Regions from separate parts of the Mus musculus genome. Here region 2 is linked to region 1. Evidence: chromatin loops called from intact Hi-C (ENCODE). Cell type or tissue: left cerebral cortex. All regions are shown on one strand.

What was found. A loop is a pair of places that touch in the nucleus more often than their neighbours do. Peaks named below come from ENCODE experiments on the same cell type or tissue, not always from the same donor. Only the 100,000 strongest peaks of a DNase experiment are listed, where the experiment ranks them.
Region 2: it touches region 1 in a loop (5-fold over the local background); 3 of 42 quality-filtered maps call a loop at or near these places.

What each region holds. Positions count from the first base shown.
Region 1 is chr5:110,227,445-110,235,444 of GRCm38, reverse strand. Ankle2 (ankyrin repeat and LEM domain containing 2) reads right to left here and starts at 4,441. Exons shown (of 13, transcript NM_001253814.1): 1 at 4,022-4,441; 2 at 625-1,098. The coding sequence starts at 4,208. In left cerebral cortex, CTCF peaks have their summits at 3,612 (motif pointing left) and 5,785 (motif pointing left); DNase peaks (open chromatin) are centred at 4,477 and 4,899; H3K4me3 peaks cover 2,020 bases; H3K27ac peaks cover 1,637 bases.
Region 2 is chr5:110,280,290-110,288,289 of GRCm38, reverse strand. Pxmp2 (peroxisomal membrane protein 2) reads left to right here and starts at 2,122. Exons shown (of 5, transcript NM_008993.2): 1 at 2,122-2,406; 2 at 4,537-4,644; 3 at 6,931-7,093. The coding sequence starts at 2,285. It overlaps Pole (polymerase (DNA directed), epsilon), which reads right to left and starts at 1,971. Exons shown (of 49, transcript NM_011132.2): 1 at 1,841-1,971. The coding sequence starts at 1,902. In left cerebral cortex, a CTCF peak has its summit at 3,543; DNase peaks (open chromatin) are centred at 2,026 and 3,547; H3K4me3 peaks cover 1,680 bases; H3K27ac peaks cover 417 bases.

The DNA of each region.
Region 1 (8,000 bases):
GGGGTAATAGTTATGTGCCACCACAACAGGTTTATATGTCTCTGGGGATTAAATGCAGGGCGCCATGCATGCTTGGCAAATCCTCTACCCACTAAAATAGATTTCTAGCCCAAAATGTACAATTCCTTGTACAAGATTACAGTTGCACAACTGGCACATTTACATTTATTACTGGTACATAATACAGTATTAACCTAAAAGCTGCTCAGGCTGTAATGAATTTAAGAGGGAGAAGGAAGATGACTAATCAGCAGTTATTAACAAATGGAAGTTAGCCAATCATTTGCCGGTCACATCTATCTGATAGAATCCATTTTCCTAGTAATTAAAAAGTAGTATTCCTAGCCGGGTGTGGTGGCACACACCTTTAAACACAGCACCTGGGAGGCAGAGGCAGGTGGATTTCTGAGTTCGAGGCCAGCCTGGTCTACAAAGTGAGTTCCAGGACAGCCAGGACTACACAGAGAAACCCTATCTTGAAAAAAAAAACAAACCAAAAAACAAAAAATAGTATTCCTTACAGTTAAGAATCAGAGGGTAACAAATATGAATAATAAAATTAATCTTGGGTGGTAAGATTATAGTTTCCCAGTTTGGGTAAGGAGACACTACACAGCACGTTACCATGTCTCACAGGGCCATCCTCATATACTGGACACACTCCATAGTACACAAGTGGCTCCTTAGGAGCTGTCACTCCAGCCTTGTGGTTGTCATTCCTGGTAGAGGCACTGAAGGGTACTGGGTGGACACTGGATGCTACCGCTTCCTCTTCTGGAGGGTTCAAGCCCACACTGTAACCAAAATCTCTGTCTTCAGAAAAACAGGCCTGCTGAGTTTGTTTCCCGTCCACAGATGGAGGAGTCCTTGAGGTGCCCTGGATAAATGCCATGGCAGTAACCGCGCTGGGCTTGGGAAGGGAAGAGGTCAGCAATCCACCTTGTTCCAGTAAGGCCTGAGCTAATTTCTTCTCAAAAATAAATCTTGTTGTTGATGTAATGGGTCCACATTTAAGTCCAGCTTTCATAACTTCTTTTCTAAGGTCATCTGGATTCAAGAGTTTCAGTCGAGCCATCATGGCATCCATTGTCACTTCACCTAAATTCAAGAAAGCAAACATGCACGTGAACCCAGGAATGGAGCTCAGTAGTTAAGCACAAGCTTAAGAGTGCTCCGTTTCCTCACAGGATCAAGCTATGCTTTTAACTTTAGTTGTTCAAAGAAGGTTTTGTCCCTGCAACTTAACATATAAACAGGACTTTATACATCACTAACTTCAACCTTAGGATAATTATTGAAACCCCAAACCCCAGTTTCCTTACCTACAAAATGGAAATAATAATAGGTCCAGTCTTGAGTTATAATGAGACACAGATAAAATAATGAACATAAATTCTGTACCACTGGGTCTGACACTGATAAATACCCATAAATGTCTGCTACAGCTATTGAACTGTTGAGGGACAGGCTTGTTAATCCTCAGAATGAGGAATAGCATACTGGAAAGTTAATTAAAATTAAAAACAAACAACAGCAAGAACAAAACCCTCCTAGACATTCAAGGGCAGCCACCTCTGACACAAGAGGCCACAGCTGCTCTCCAAAATGCCTCTACTAAAAAACAGGTGAGGGCAATAGCTCACCAAATGCATTGGAATGTGAAGTATTAGCACAAACTTTGTATTCTTAGAAAGATGGATAGATTGATAGAGATATGAGAAGTTGAATTAGGTCTGCAGATTAGACAACAGTGTTTTGCCACTGTTAATTTCTTTGCCATACTTGTGGTGTGATTATGTAGTATAGAAAATGTAAAGAATCTAAGTCAATAGTATATAGAATTCTTTTACCTTTCTATTTTGAAATATTTTGTAGACTCAAGAAATGATAAACTCTGTAATTAGCCAATCATCAGCTTTCCCTAAAGGTTGACACTTTTTATAATGATAGCACATCATCAAAAACAGAAAAATGACTTCATATAACAATTCAGTGAGCAGACGTAGCTTTGCTAATTCATTAGGTTCTATTCTTTTTTGAGTCTTGATGTACAAGATTATAGCAGCATACCACATCCATCCACCAATCCCTGCACCCACCCATCCATGCACCCACCCACCCATTTACCTACCTACCTACCTACCCACCCAGCCACCCAGCTCCCCTGGGTGAGACAATACATTTTCACAGCCAACATACTGCCTATTTTGCAATCCTAGCCCATAAGGCAGGATCACGAGCTTAAGGCCAGCCTAAGGTACATAGCAAGAACATTAAACAAGTAAGAGTTTCGTTTCTCTAGAACAAAAGCTTATGGGTACAGGGCAGGCTTAACTTCCTTGAGACTAGACTATAGTCTCCAGAGGGACTATACCATTAACAGACACACCAGCAATGCGGGAGAGCCATCTTCTCAGCATCTGCAGACGTTTGCAGACATCAGGATTTTTAAATCTTCAATCTAATAGATATATACATTGATACTCACTTTAGGCTGAACTCCTTCCCCCCGATCAGCTGGTAGAGGATCTTAGTACATGAGTTGAACTGTTCTGTATTGTTTTATAAACCTTTATACACCTAAAATGACTTCAAAATGAAAAACTAAAAACTGAAAAGAATCTTTCAGTGAAACAAGATGCCGCAAACACTGGTCTTGGCTCTCTCTATACCCTTTTAGCCACATGCACTGGGTGATTTTCACTGTGACCTGCTCTTGAGTTTTTCGTACAGTGTTCACTGAGTAAACGGGCTAGTGCACACTATATTTATTAAAGTTGCCCTTACTGCTTTGTGCTTTCCTGTAACTGCACCTACAAGTGTATATGTGTGTGTATTTCCAAGTCGGAGACTAGTCTCTTTCGGTGCCACTTCCTTTTTTAACACTCAACTGTTTGTTTTACATCCTGACCAAAGTTTGCCCTCCCTCTCCTCTCAGTTCCTCTCCACCCCATCAACCAGCCCTGGCACATCAAGTTGCAATAAGACCATGCTATTTTCTTAGCGGGGTCAAGAGAATGTAAAACCCAAAAGACAAGCATTGGCCCTGTTGTCACAACACAAACATTTCATTTCTCCACGGCCATGTAAAAATAACCAGCATTACCCTGACCTTCCTGTTCCCATTTCTTAAGCAAAAAACAAACAAACAAAAACAAAAACACGAAAACAAAACCCCCAAGAAACCAACGACTGCTAAGAAAGGGTTGATATGTATGTCAGTGGTAGAAGACTTGTCAAGATGTGCCACGCCTTGAGTTTTATACCCAGCCCTAAGTAATTAAAAAATGAAATTGTGTTTAAGTTCATAGTAGCAAATGGAGCCTCTGTTACCCGTAAGATCTTGTTAGGGTTGGGTTATCTCTAAAGTTCTAAAGTTGAGTTAATGGCTTAAAATGTCATTTTCCTTCTAGAAGAATTACTTTTCATCTTCCACTAAGAACTAGATTTAGGAGAAAGTGAGCGTTAGTGAAAAGTGGCTTCATACGAACACATACCTCGGGCTGGTGAAAGAGCACACCGACTGCTCTTTCCGAAGGTCCTGAGTTCAAATCTCACAACCACATGGTAGCTCACAACAAGAGACCTGACGCCCTCTTCTGGTGCGTCTGAAGACAGCTACAGTGTACTTATTTATAACAATAAATAAATCTTTGGGCGGGGGGCCGATCGGAGTGAGCGAGCAGGGTTGACCCGAGCGAACAGAGGTCCTAAATTCAATTCCCAACAACCAGATGAAGGCTCACAACTATCTGCACAGCTACAGTGTATACTCATAGACATAAAATAAGTAAATCTTAAAAATAAATTTAAAAAATTCTAAAGAAATCTTAAAAAACAAAACAAAAACAAAACACATACCTCGTAAACATGGGATTACAGTTTAGAGAGGTGGAGAGAAGAAGTGCTAACAGGGCTGTGGGTTCTCATCAAAAGTTTCCAAAATATCCGCGATAGGGTCTTACCGTATCCAGGGGGCGTGGAGAGTGAGGTTTTCCTCCCACGACTGACGCTGCCTTACCTGGCTGTGCGGCCACCGCTTCAGACGCGCTGGGCGGAGAGGAGAGCGTCCCGCAACGGTTCAGGTCCCGCGGCCGCTTCTCTAGCCGGCGGACCAGCCAGCGCACGGCGATGAACAGCACCGAGGCGCCCAGGAGCTCCCAGGCCAGGGCCGCCCACTCCACCACAGCCAGCCGCTGCCACAGCATCGCCACCGCCGGCGCCGAGGCCTTGAGCGCGGCCGCTGCAAATGCAGCCCGCGTCGCTCCCGCCTCCGGCCCTCAGAAGACCGCTCGCCTCGCCACGGGAGTCGCGCCTGCCCCAAGCCTCCTCCTCCGCCCGGCCGTGGTTAGACCAGGCGGGCTGCGCGCGCAGTGCGGGCCGTCCCGTTTCCCAACGATCAGGCTAGAACGCGGCCCGGAACGCAGCCTCAGGCGGCTCCGGAGGCAGCCCGGGGTCCTGATTAACGCGAGCGCAGCCCGGCAGTGGCGCGGGCAGCTTGGTCGGGGTCCTGAGTCGGACTCGGCGCGCTGCCTGGCGCGGCTCGCTCTTCAGGTGCGCCGCCCCGAGTTGTCGCTGCTGGAGAGCGCGAGCGGGCTCCTGGGTCACCCAGACTGTGTGTCATCCCGAAGCCAGCAGAGCTGGGGCCATAGTGCTTGACTGATAGGGGCTGAGGATGAATACGGCGGCCAGAAAGCCCAGCTCTGCCTCCTGTTGTTAATGAAGATTTTCTCTGGAATACAGGCAGAATGCCTATACCATTCCGACGGATAACGCGAAAGCCTACCTAGCACTGGGATTAAAGATGTGAGCCACCATGCCAGGCTGCTGATTTTAATTTTTGAAGTCCTTTTCTAACCTTTGTTTTTCTTTTTTGAGTCTTAACTATATATCCCCAAACTGGCCTTATGCTGGAGATCTGCCTCCTTGAGCTCGCAGAAATGTGATTACAAGCATGTCACATTAATTTCTGCCCACAGATCATGAGCTATGGAAGCCCGTGATGGTGTAGAGGCTTCTCACATGTACTCTGAGTGGTCTTTAGAAGGCAGAGTGGAGGATGGAGGCCTGTTCTGTTCAAATGTGTATCCTACCTCCTGCCAGTGAGAACTTGGTAAGACCAATTCTCACTATCCGGAGAGGGTGGCCTGAGGAATGGCCTAAAAAGGCCTGAGTGGAGGCCCCGACACGTTCAATTTACAGGTTACCAGCCAAGAGTCAGATATACATACCCTTCAGGTCATATCTTCAGTTAAAGATGTTACTTACTCCTCAGAACAGTCTCAGGGAAGCCAAACTAGATGACTTGAGAAATGCTAAGATGAATTTCCAGTTATTTTTATAGCCCCAGGATTAGAAAGCTAATTTAGATGTATTTCAGTATTTAGCTGGGCGTGGTGGTGCACATCTTTAATTCCAGACAGAAGCATGTGGATATCTGTGTTCGAGGCCACCCTGGTCTATAGATCCAGCCCAAGAGGCATCCAAGACTAAGTAGCAAAACCTTGTCTCAAAAAAACCAAGATAAATAAGTTAAATTTAATTATAGGCAGATGGGTAAAGTAGTATTAATTCCTTAAAGAAACAGGTACAGGAATATGTCATAGAGCAGTGGAGAACAACTTTTAATGTTTTGTCTTTTGCTTCATAATTGTGTTTATTTAAAGAGACCATGTGGGGTGGGGGGCTGAAAAGATGGCTCAGCGGTTAAGATCACTGACTGCTCTTCCAGAGGTCCTGAGTTCAATTCCCAGCAACCATATGGTGGCTCACAACCATCTGTAATGGGTTCTGATGCCCTCTTCTGGTGTGTCTGAAGACAGCAATGGTGTACTTTCATACATAAAATGAATAAATCTTTTAATAAATAAATAACCATTGTTCATTAAGACTGTTAGATCTGTGTGTTATAACTAAAACATTTACTTGAAACCTAGGCAGCTGAGGATCTTGAGTTCAAGACCAGCCTGTTTCAAAACCAAAGACTTGCCGGGCGTGGTGGCGCACGCCTTTAATCCCAGCACTCGGGAGGCAGAGGCAGGCAGATATCTGAGTTCGAGGCCAGCCTGGTCTACAGAGTGAGTTCCAGGACAGCCAGGGCTACACAGAGAAACCCTGTCTCAGAAAAACAAAACAAAACAAAAACAAAAACAAAGACTTACCAGAAATGTACTATACTTTCAGAGATCTGGCCATATGTTATATGCTGTTGGTCTCAGCCCATAGTAGAGAATTCAGTAGAGAGAATTGGGAACAGCAGCATCCAGGAGCCTGAGGTTTTCAGGTGGAGACATATAACTAAGCTAGGACAAACAGCAGGCCAGGAATAATGGTCTATGGGTTGCAGCTAGGCCTACCAAGCTGGCTAGGAGGTCTACTTTCAGAGTGAAAAGGTATGTAAGTGTGGAGAAAGCCCACTGTGACCTTCCTGATGGAGATAGTAATGTTATACAAAAGTGGACAAAGGGTAGTGGAATGCATATGGAAATGCTAATTTAATGTTTAGAAAACTTGATGAGGGGTGTATAAGTCAAGATTGCTCCTCCATAGAGTTAACTACACTAGGATATTCATAATAGAACACACGAGTATTTTACTGTGAGGGTAATACTTGACCCTAATTATGTATTTAATTCATTCTCTCTCTCTCTCTCTCTCTCTCTCTCTCTCTCTCTCTCTCTCTCTCATGCATATCCTAGAAGCTTCTGGAGCTGACCTGAAGAGTGAGCACTTTTTACCTGGGCTGTTATAACTGCAGCCTAATAGGTGCCATCTTCAACTTTTTTTTTTTTTGGTTTTTCGAGACAGGGTTTCTCTGTAAAGCCCTGGCTGTCCTGGAACTCACTTTGTAGACCAGGCTGGCCTCGAACTCATAAATCCGCCTGCCTCTGCCTCCCGAGTGCTGGGATTAAAGGCGTGCGCCACCACATCCGGCTAACTCTTTTTTTATTAGATATTTTCTTCATTTACATTTCAAATGCTATCCCGAAAGTCCCCTATATCCACCACCCCACCCCCCATCTTCAACTCTTTTTTTTTTTAAGATTTATTTATTTATTATATATAAGTACACTGTAGCTGTCTTCAGACACTCCAGAAGAGGGCGTCAGATCTTGTTACAGATGGTTGTGAGCCACCATGTGGTTGCTGGGATTTGAACTCTGTACCTTCGGAAGAACAGTCAGGTGCTCTTACCCACTGAGCCATCTCACCAGCCCCCATCTTCAACTCTTTACTCTAGTTTAATTATAGAAGAACACAAAAGACCTGTAGGTGGTTGTGAATGAGTGTCCTATGAGTCAAGCAACCATTATTTTGGGGAGTTCAGCTGTGCCCCTTGTGAAAGGCTTATCCCAGCTGGGTTTCCTGACTCTACATCCCCTCCTGAGAACCGCACCTGAGTATGTAGCTGCTCCTTACCAAGTGCTGTATTTGTGAGGCTAGAGTATAGAGAGAGGGGAAACAAGGGAAGGAGTGCTCTGTCTGTGCTGCAGTGTGGAGGCTTTCCACCTGCACCCACATTCCTGTAATTACCCTCTCAGCCATGCTCTGGGAAGAACCCCAATAAACTCATTGGCTCCCCAGAGGGAACTTAACATTGTTGTTTACATCTCCCTGAGAAGGAACTTTAGCCCCAGGTCACCACCACCCAGTTTATTTTGGGAGCCAAGTTCAAGCCATTGTAAGGGCCAAGGAGATGGAGATAGACATAGTGCATAGTTATACAAAGGTTGACCAAGGGTAGTGAATGGCATGAATTCTAAGAATTCTTACAAGAGGACTCTTAAATGGTTACCTGTTGTGGTGGTTTGAATGAAAATGACCTCTACAAACTCACAGGGAGAGTCATTATTGGAGGTGTGGCCTTGTCAAAGGAATTCACAGTGGGTGGGCTTTGAGGTGTCAGGTGCTTAAGCCATTGTTAATTCAATTTTTTTTTTTTTTTTTTTTTTTTTTGGCTACCTGCTGATCCAGATGCAGAACTCTCAGCTACCTTTCTA
Region 2 (8,000 bases), 53 kb before region 1:
TCTTAAAAACAAAAGGTTTCTAAAAGGTTTTATTTATTTATGCAGCAACAACTTTCCATCTGCTCAAGTACATGGCAAAGTTGAATGACTAAGGGCACGTCCTTAGTTGATGATATGTCCTAGTGGTAGAGTATGTGAGGTTCTGTATTGCACTTCTAGCTACATATACACATGTAATATATAAAGTATATATTATATATACAACATACAATGCCACATGTAATAACATAATTATATAATGCATAAAATCTAATATATGTAAAATATATATTTATATATGCACATCAAATAGTTGTAAATGTAGATAAAGTACTTCACATCTCTCATCTCTAAACTGAAGTCTAGCATGAACATAACAGTATGAGTACTGCCCACCTCACGTGTCTTTCCATGGCATCATGGACATGAAGAAGTCAACACAGTAACTATTGTTACTGTTAGACTGAGGCTTGGATGTATGAAAAAGAACATAGCTCCTTTTTCTAAATCAGGAATGAGCTTGGTAGAGCAAGTAATAGCCTGAGAACCAGGGCCTTGAGGGCGCTGTGGATCCGGATCCTAAGAAATCATCTCTTCTCATCCTTAAGGGGCTATGGTTTTCTGTCCCAAGGCTGCTACCTGCTCTATGACACTGTCCCACCCACCTTTCCATAGAGGTACAAAACCTCTATGTAAGACACTGTACTTGGGGGCTTGAAGAAATGGCTTGGGGCTGGAGAGATGGCTTAGTGGTTAAGAGCACTGACTGCTCTTCCAAAGGTCCTGAGTTCAATTCCCAGCAACCACATGGTGGTTCACAACCATTTACAATGTGATCTGACTGGTGTGTCTTAAGACAGGACAACTACAGAGTACTCACATACATAAAATAAGTAAATACATCAAAAAAAAAAAAAGATGCTGTACTTCCTAATAAACTTGCTTGCATGAGCCATCACTCTGTGTGACACCTCCTGATCCTGAATGCTCTTATCTTCTCCATCTCCTCCTCATCCCCCTGGCCATCACTCTCTCAGGAACCTGTCACTGAAGAACCGCTTACTGGTCCAGGTCAATTACCCTGGCTGCTATGCAGGTGTTGTACAGCAAACCCAGAGCTTCACATATAATAGGAAAACACTATCACTATTCAGCTCTAACCGGGCTTCCACTCAATGAGTGCTCACATTCTGATACACAGTCTTTTTTTTTTTTTTAAGATTTATTTATTATTATATGTAAATACACTGTAGCTGTCTTCAGACACTCCAGAAGAGGGAGTCAGATCTTGTTACGGATGGTTGTGAGCCACCATGTGGTTGCTGGGATTTGAACTCTGGACCTTCAGAAGAACACTCGGGTGCTCTTACCCACTGAGCCATCTCACCAGCCCCTGATACAGAGTCTTATTCTGCCACAGTGTCACCAATCTCTATATACGATATCCACATCAGTTTCCTTTGTCACCATACTCTAGAATCTCTTGCTGATGTGATGCGTAAGGGTTTCGGCTTTTGGTTTAATAAATTGGTTTACTTCGCCGAGCTGGTCTAGACAGAATCTTCCTTTACTTTCCCCGTTCCCTTCTTGTCTGATGAGAATAGATGTTCACCCCTAGTCAAGTCACAGGGCAGGCACAGATATTTCTAGAGAAGCAGCCTGGGCCACGGAGTTGAGTTTAGCATCTCAATAAAAACTACGGAAACCACACAGGGCGAAGACGGGAGCCCGCCCTGTCCTCCGCGCCGCGCGCCGGGCCCGCTGTTTTCCCCACCCCTGAACCCCCGGACACCGCGCCCGCCCAAGCTTGCTCCGGCCGCGGCTACCGCCAGCGCCTTGGCAGCAGGACACCGGCTCTCACCGGCTGCCTTCGCCATCCGCGCCCGGCTCGGGGTGCCTCCGTCCACTGTTCCTCAGGACCATTGCGACGCTCCAAAGCTCCCTCAGGCTCCGGGGAGAATTTGGCGCGCTCTCCACGTGCTCTCGCGAGGCTACGGCTTCGGCCAATGAGAAGGCGCGGCCTCAGATGGACCTAGCCGGGGCCCGCCCCCATCGCCCCGCCCCGCCCCGCCCCGCCCCTCGGCTCTCCAATCCTCCGGCGAGCGCAGAGGGTGGGTCGCAGGGACCGGGGGAAAAGAGTGCACTAGCTGGCCGCGCGCGTGGCGGGACGGCCGGGCTCGCTGAGGGCGGAGGAAGGGCAGAAAATGTCAGGCCGTCCCCGCCCTGTGCCCTGTGTCCCGGGCCGGGTGCCCGACTGCCTAGCTGTTGGGTGGGCGCCCGGGGCGACTTAGACATCCGGACCGCGATGGCACCTGCGGCGTCCAGGCTGCGGGTGGAATCCGAGCTCGGGTCGCTTCCCAAGCGAGCGCTCGCCCAATACTTGCTGCTCCTAAAGCTCTACCCGGTGCTCACCAAAGCAGTCAGCAGGTGGGCGCCTACTGGGAAGTGGGGTGAAAAGGAGGGGTGCCGACAGGGGAGACTCTCCTGCAGGGGAGGTTAAGAGAGGGGGCGTCTGCAGACCAAGCAGCTCAGATATTGCCCGAGCAGCAGTGGATCTCAGCCTGTACGTCGGGAACCCCTTAAAGGTTGAACGACCTTTGTACAGGGGGTCACGTATCAGATATCCTGTATATCAGATATTTACGTTATGATTCACAACAGTAGCAGCATTACAGTTTAGAAGTAGCAGTGAAAGTAATTTTATGGTTGGGGTGACCACACCATGAGGAGCTAACTGTATTATTAAAGGGTCACAGCGATAAGAAGGTTGAGAACCACTGCTGTGGAGGAAGGCAGAGTTCTTCCTTAAGGTGCGACCCCGTTCTGCTTAGCCAGTAAGTGCTGTTTGTGTGTTGGGTCCCAAGCATTAGTTAGCCTTTGCAGTCTGAGTGTTGTGAAGACCCGCGAGTCAGGGACACATTCTAACCCTGAGCAACCCAGGCACGGTCGCTGGTGAACTCTGCCCTTTGAATTACATCGTTCGGTTTCCTAACGAGATATCCCTGTTTCTGTTCATTTCCATTAGTGCATTTTGTAGGTTCTGTATTAACTTAGCTTTTCCATAAGTGTGTGCAGAGTGCTTCCTGTGCGCGGGCACATAGCTGTGATCAGAACAGGCGCATAGACTTCTCTCGGAGCTAAGAAGAACGAGTCCATCTTCCCACCCCACCCCACCCCACCCCCGCAAAAGGCAGATAAATGTATAACTTAGAGCAGTTAGGGAAATTTCTCCTGGGTTGTTGACGTTGGTCAGAAGCACAGAGAAGAGAAGCGGTTGTTTACAGGGCACAGTAAGTGTAAAAGTTCTGGGGGAAGAATTCAGAGAATGTCGGAGGGGTGAAGAGAAGGACTCTGGTGGAGAAAATGACCAGGGAGAGTAGATAGGAAGAGGTAACCAGGGGTCAAGTCAAGAGGGTCCTTATGATCCATACTAAAAGTTTTGGATTTATAGCTTTTTAGAAGACAGCTGTGGTGGTTAAAGCTAGTTGTCAACTTGATAACATTTAGGAATTAAGCATGCCTGAGGGGCTTATCTTGATTATCTTCTTTGAGCTGGGAAGATCTGCCCACTAGGGGCGCCACCATTCCTAGTTGGTGTCTGACTGGAAGTGGAAAAAGTGAGCTAGCTGAACCGCACGCGTTTTCTCTCTCTTTTCATTGTGGGTGTGCTGTGAGGAGATCCTTCAACCTCCTGTTGCCTTCACTTCTCTGCCTTGATGGACTTGAACCTTTAACTGGGAGCTGAAATAAGCCATTGTTCTCTTAAGTTGCCTTTGTCTCATTTTTTGTTTGGTTTGGTTTTTGTTCATTTTGCAACATAAAAAGAAACTAAGAGCCAGGCGTGGTGGCACAAGCCTTTAATCCCAGCACTCGGGAGGCAGAGGCAGGCAGATTTTTGAGTTCGAGGCTAGCCTGGTCTACAAAGTGAGTTCCAGGACAGCCAGGGGTATACAGAAAAACCCTGTCTCAAAAACAAAACAAAAAAACAAAAAAAACACAAACAAACAAACAAAACAAAACAAAACAAAACTACAACATAGAGTTATTTGCTTAAATACAGCCCACAGACCATGTCCTTGTGAGGATCCCTCCTATTGCCTTTTACATCCATGCCTTCAATGGAGCAGCTGTGGGGATGTTGGAAGGCACACAGCCCCGCAGGTGGATGTCTCACTGTGCTCATCTGTGGTTTTCACTTTAGGTCATAGTGCCTCTATCTTCTGGGGCTTTACCTAACTTAGCAAGTTACTTCAATAGGGACTCATCCCATGATCTACACAGCAAGATCTTTTTTTGTTGTTGGTGGTTGTTTTTTGTTTTTGTTTTTCGAGACAGGGTTTCTCTGTATGGCTCTGGCTGTCTTGGAACTCACTCTGTAGACAAGGCTGGCTTCTAACTCAGAAATCCGCCTGCCTCTGCCTCCTGAGTGCTGGGATTAAAGGTGTGCACCACCACACCCGGCTCTACACAGGAAGATCTTACAGCAGCCGTGCTACTGCCATGCGGGACAGGCTCTTGTGTCTGCTGCTCATTTTCTGATTGTCTCTTCCTCTACAGCGGCATTTTGTCAGCCCTTGGAAACCTTCTGGCCCAGACGATTGAGAAGCGGAAAAAAGACTCTCAAAATCTAGAAGTCAGTGGGCTTCTCAGATATTTAGTTTATGGGTAAGTACCACAGAGATCTGCCTGCCAGCATTAGCCCTTCGGAATATGTTGGTTTAAAAAACCTAATTCTGAGGCTGGAGGATGGCTAAGCTAGCAGTGCTGACTGCTCTTATGGAGGACCCAGGTTTGATTCCCAGCTCCCATGCAGTTCATAACCTTCTGTAACTCCAGTTCCAGGAGGTCTGATGACTTCTGACCTCGTAAGGCCCCAGACACATATATGGTACACAGAGATATACCTGCAAGCAAAATATCCATGTACAAGAAATAGAAAGCAAAAAATTTAATTAAAAAAAAGAAAAAAATAATTGTTTAAGAAGCATCAGAGAAGCTGGGCGTGGTGGTGCACGCCTTTAATCCCAGCACTCAGGAGGCAGAGGCAGGCGGATTTCTGAGTTCGAGGCCAGCCTGGTCTACAGAGTGAGTTCCAGGACAGCCAGGGCTAACACAGATAAACCCTGTCTCCAAAACAAACAAAGACACAAACTTTGTGTGGATGTGTGGCATTAGAATTAAACCCAAGGCTTTGTATAGGTTACCACTGACCTCACGTATCATCATTATTTAGTTGGGTGTGGTAGTGCATGCCTTTAATCTCAGTACTTGGGAAGCCATCCTGGTCTCAGTGGTGAGTTTCAGGTCAACCAGAGCTACACAGTGAGACCCTGTCTTAAGCCAAAATAAATAAGTAAATAAATAAATAACCAGAAAGACTATTCCTGGGTGTGTGTGTGTGTGTGTATGTGTGCGAGCACATGTATGTGCCCACATGCATATGCATGCATGTGTAAATAAAAGAGAGTCCGAACCTCATATATCCTTTGGACTCTGTTGATCCCCTTGCCTCCTGAGTGCTAGGATTATAGATGTGCACCACCATATCTGTATAGCCCTGACTGTCCTGGAACTCACTTTGTAAACTAGGCTGGCCTCAAACTCAGAAATCCGCCTGCCTCCCGAGTGCTGGAATTAAAGGCGTGTACCACCACACCCGGCCTTTTGTGGGTTTTTTGTTTGTTTGTTTTTTGGGTTTTTTTTTTTTCAATGATGGGAATGAAACCCAGGATTGTTTGTTTGTTTTGCCTACTTGCAAAGTACTCTTGCATACTTGGGAAGTACTCTACCAACTGAGATTCACTCCAAACTCCACAAAAGCTTCCAAGAATAATAACTTGGGCCATTTATTAAAATGTTTAAAAAGCCACATCCCCCATACTTTGGCAAGTAAGAAGATCAGCTAAGGTACTTTAACACCTCTCACCTGATCTTGGCCTCCCAAAGACTTCCCTTGTTTGCCTTACTGTGGCCAAAAGAAAGTTCAATTGAAAACCTTGTTTATAGACTTTGGTAGAATTGAAAGACCCGGGTTCCTGCCCTTCCCTATATTACTGTACTTTGTGAAACTCAATCTGCTGGACTTGGCTCATTCCCAGGTGAACCAAGTGTGGACTAGAGATCAGCGCTTTAGGGAAGTCAGAGGTGATAACCAGGTTTTCTCTTGCCAGTTTCCCCTAAAAGCTTGATGAAAGGGCTGGAGAGATGGCTCAGTGGTTAAGAGCATGGACTGCTCTTCCAGAGGTCCTGAGTTCAATTCCCAGCAACCACATAGAGGCTCACAACCACTTATAATGGGATCTGATGCCCTCTTTAGACAGCTACAGTGTACTCATATGAAGAAAATAAATAAATCTTTTTTTTTTTTTTTTAAAGCTTGATAGAAATCTCTGGGAGCTGAGCTATGTTTGTCTGTTTCTCAGAACCTGTTAAATCAGGAGGGCACAGATGAGGACAGATGGCATAAATGCCTGGAACACAGAGGAGGCAGATGAGCATATACCTCAGCCAGGGCCATCATTGTGGCTGTCCCTGCTCACCAAATGGAAGAACTGGCAGAAGTCACTTCAGTCTTTTTGGGCAAAAAGACTTGCTGAAACTGACTGAAAGTTTTTAGCCGGGCATGGTGGCACACGCCTTTAATCCCAGCACTCGGGAAGCAGAGACAGGCAGATTTCTGAGTTTGAGGCCAGCCTGGTCTACAAAGTGAGTTCCAGGGCAGCCAGAGCTATACAGAGATACCCTGTCTCGAAAAACTCAAAAAAAAAAAAAAGTTTTTTCCCTCCCCCTAGAATATCTTTATAAATCTGTGTGGTCAGTAAATACTTTGGGGGAAGAAAAGAGGGCTTAGGGCTTAAGGTGAATCTTGGTGTGAGGACCAGAGATGGAAATGTAGAAAGAACCACAGTGATGCTCAAACCCTTGTGCAGCTCACACGCCTGTGGCGTCCAGGTTGTTTGTCACAGGTCCACTGAGTCACTACCTCTACCTCTTCATGGAATACTCGGTCCCTCCTGAGGTTCCCTGGGCCAGCGTCAAGAGGCTCCTGCTGGATCGCCTGTTCTTTGCCCCAACTTTTCTGCTGCTGTTCTTCTTCGTCATGAACTTGCTGGAGGTGGGTGTTTGTCCTGGCATGTACTGTATCTCCAGTTAAAGGCGGATTGATAGCCTGCTTCCTAGGGTGGCTATCAATAGGGCCCTAGGGTCTGGACTCTCAGCTTTCTCTTTTCTTTTCTTCTCCCCCTCCCCACTCCCTTCCTTCCTCTGTCCCCTTCCTTTTTCCTCTTTTTACAGTTACTTGAGGATCTCGTACGTATATCTAATGTGTCCACCCCATCCTTACTCTTACTTTTCCTTACCCACCTTCATGTGTTCACTTTTAAACCTACTGAGTTCACTTAGTGCTGCATGTATGTGCGTGGGTATAGGTCTCTTGGGGGTTGCATCCCTTAAAAAAATACTCTTTCCTTCCCAGAAACATTTCCAGGAGCTCCTTGGCTGAGGGGAAGACTTTCCAAACCTCTCCCCTATCCATACTGGGCTTTCCTGGCCAGGCCTTGTTTGGGTCTTACACATGGAGTGTTAGCGCCTATGAGTCGATGTGTACAATAATGCTGTCCTGTTCAGCAAACCGTGTTTCCCTGTTTTCTCTGTGTGTTTGTGTGTCGACGTGCATGGGCTGCAGGATGTATGTAGAGACCAGAGGACAGCCTGTGGGAGTTGGTTCTTTCCTTCCACTATGTGGGCCTCAGGGATTGAACTCAGGTCATCAGGCTGAACAGCAAGTACCATTTACCTCAACTTTCGGTTTTCATGTTTTCCATGTAAGTATGAGCACAGGAGTTTTAATGGAACCTGTCTGTCCTTAGTAAAGATTATGAGCCTCATAATCCATGTAGTGGTTGTTGTATGTGTCGTGGAACTGCCCTTAGGTCTCAGCACCACTTCTGCTCTCCAGGAGGCATATACGCTACTCTGTCATCGACTGACTTCCAGATACTGTTATAACTTTTACTATAGGT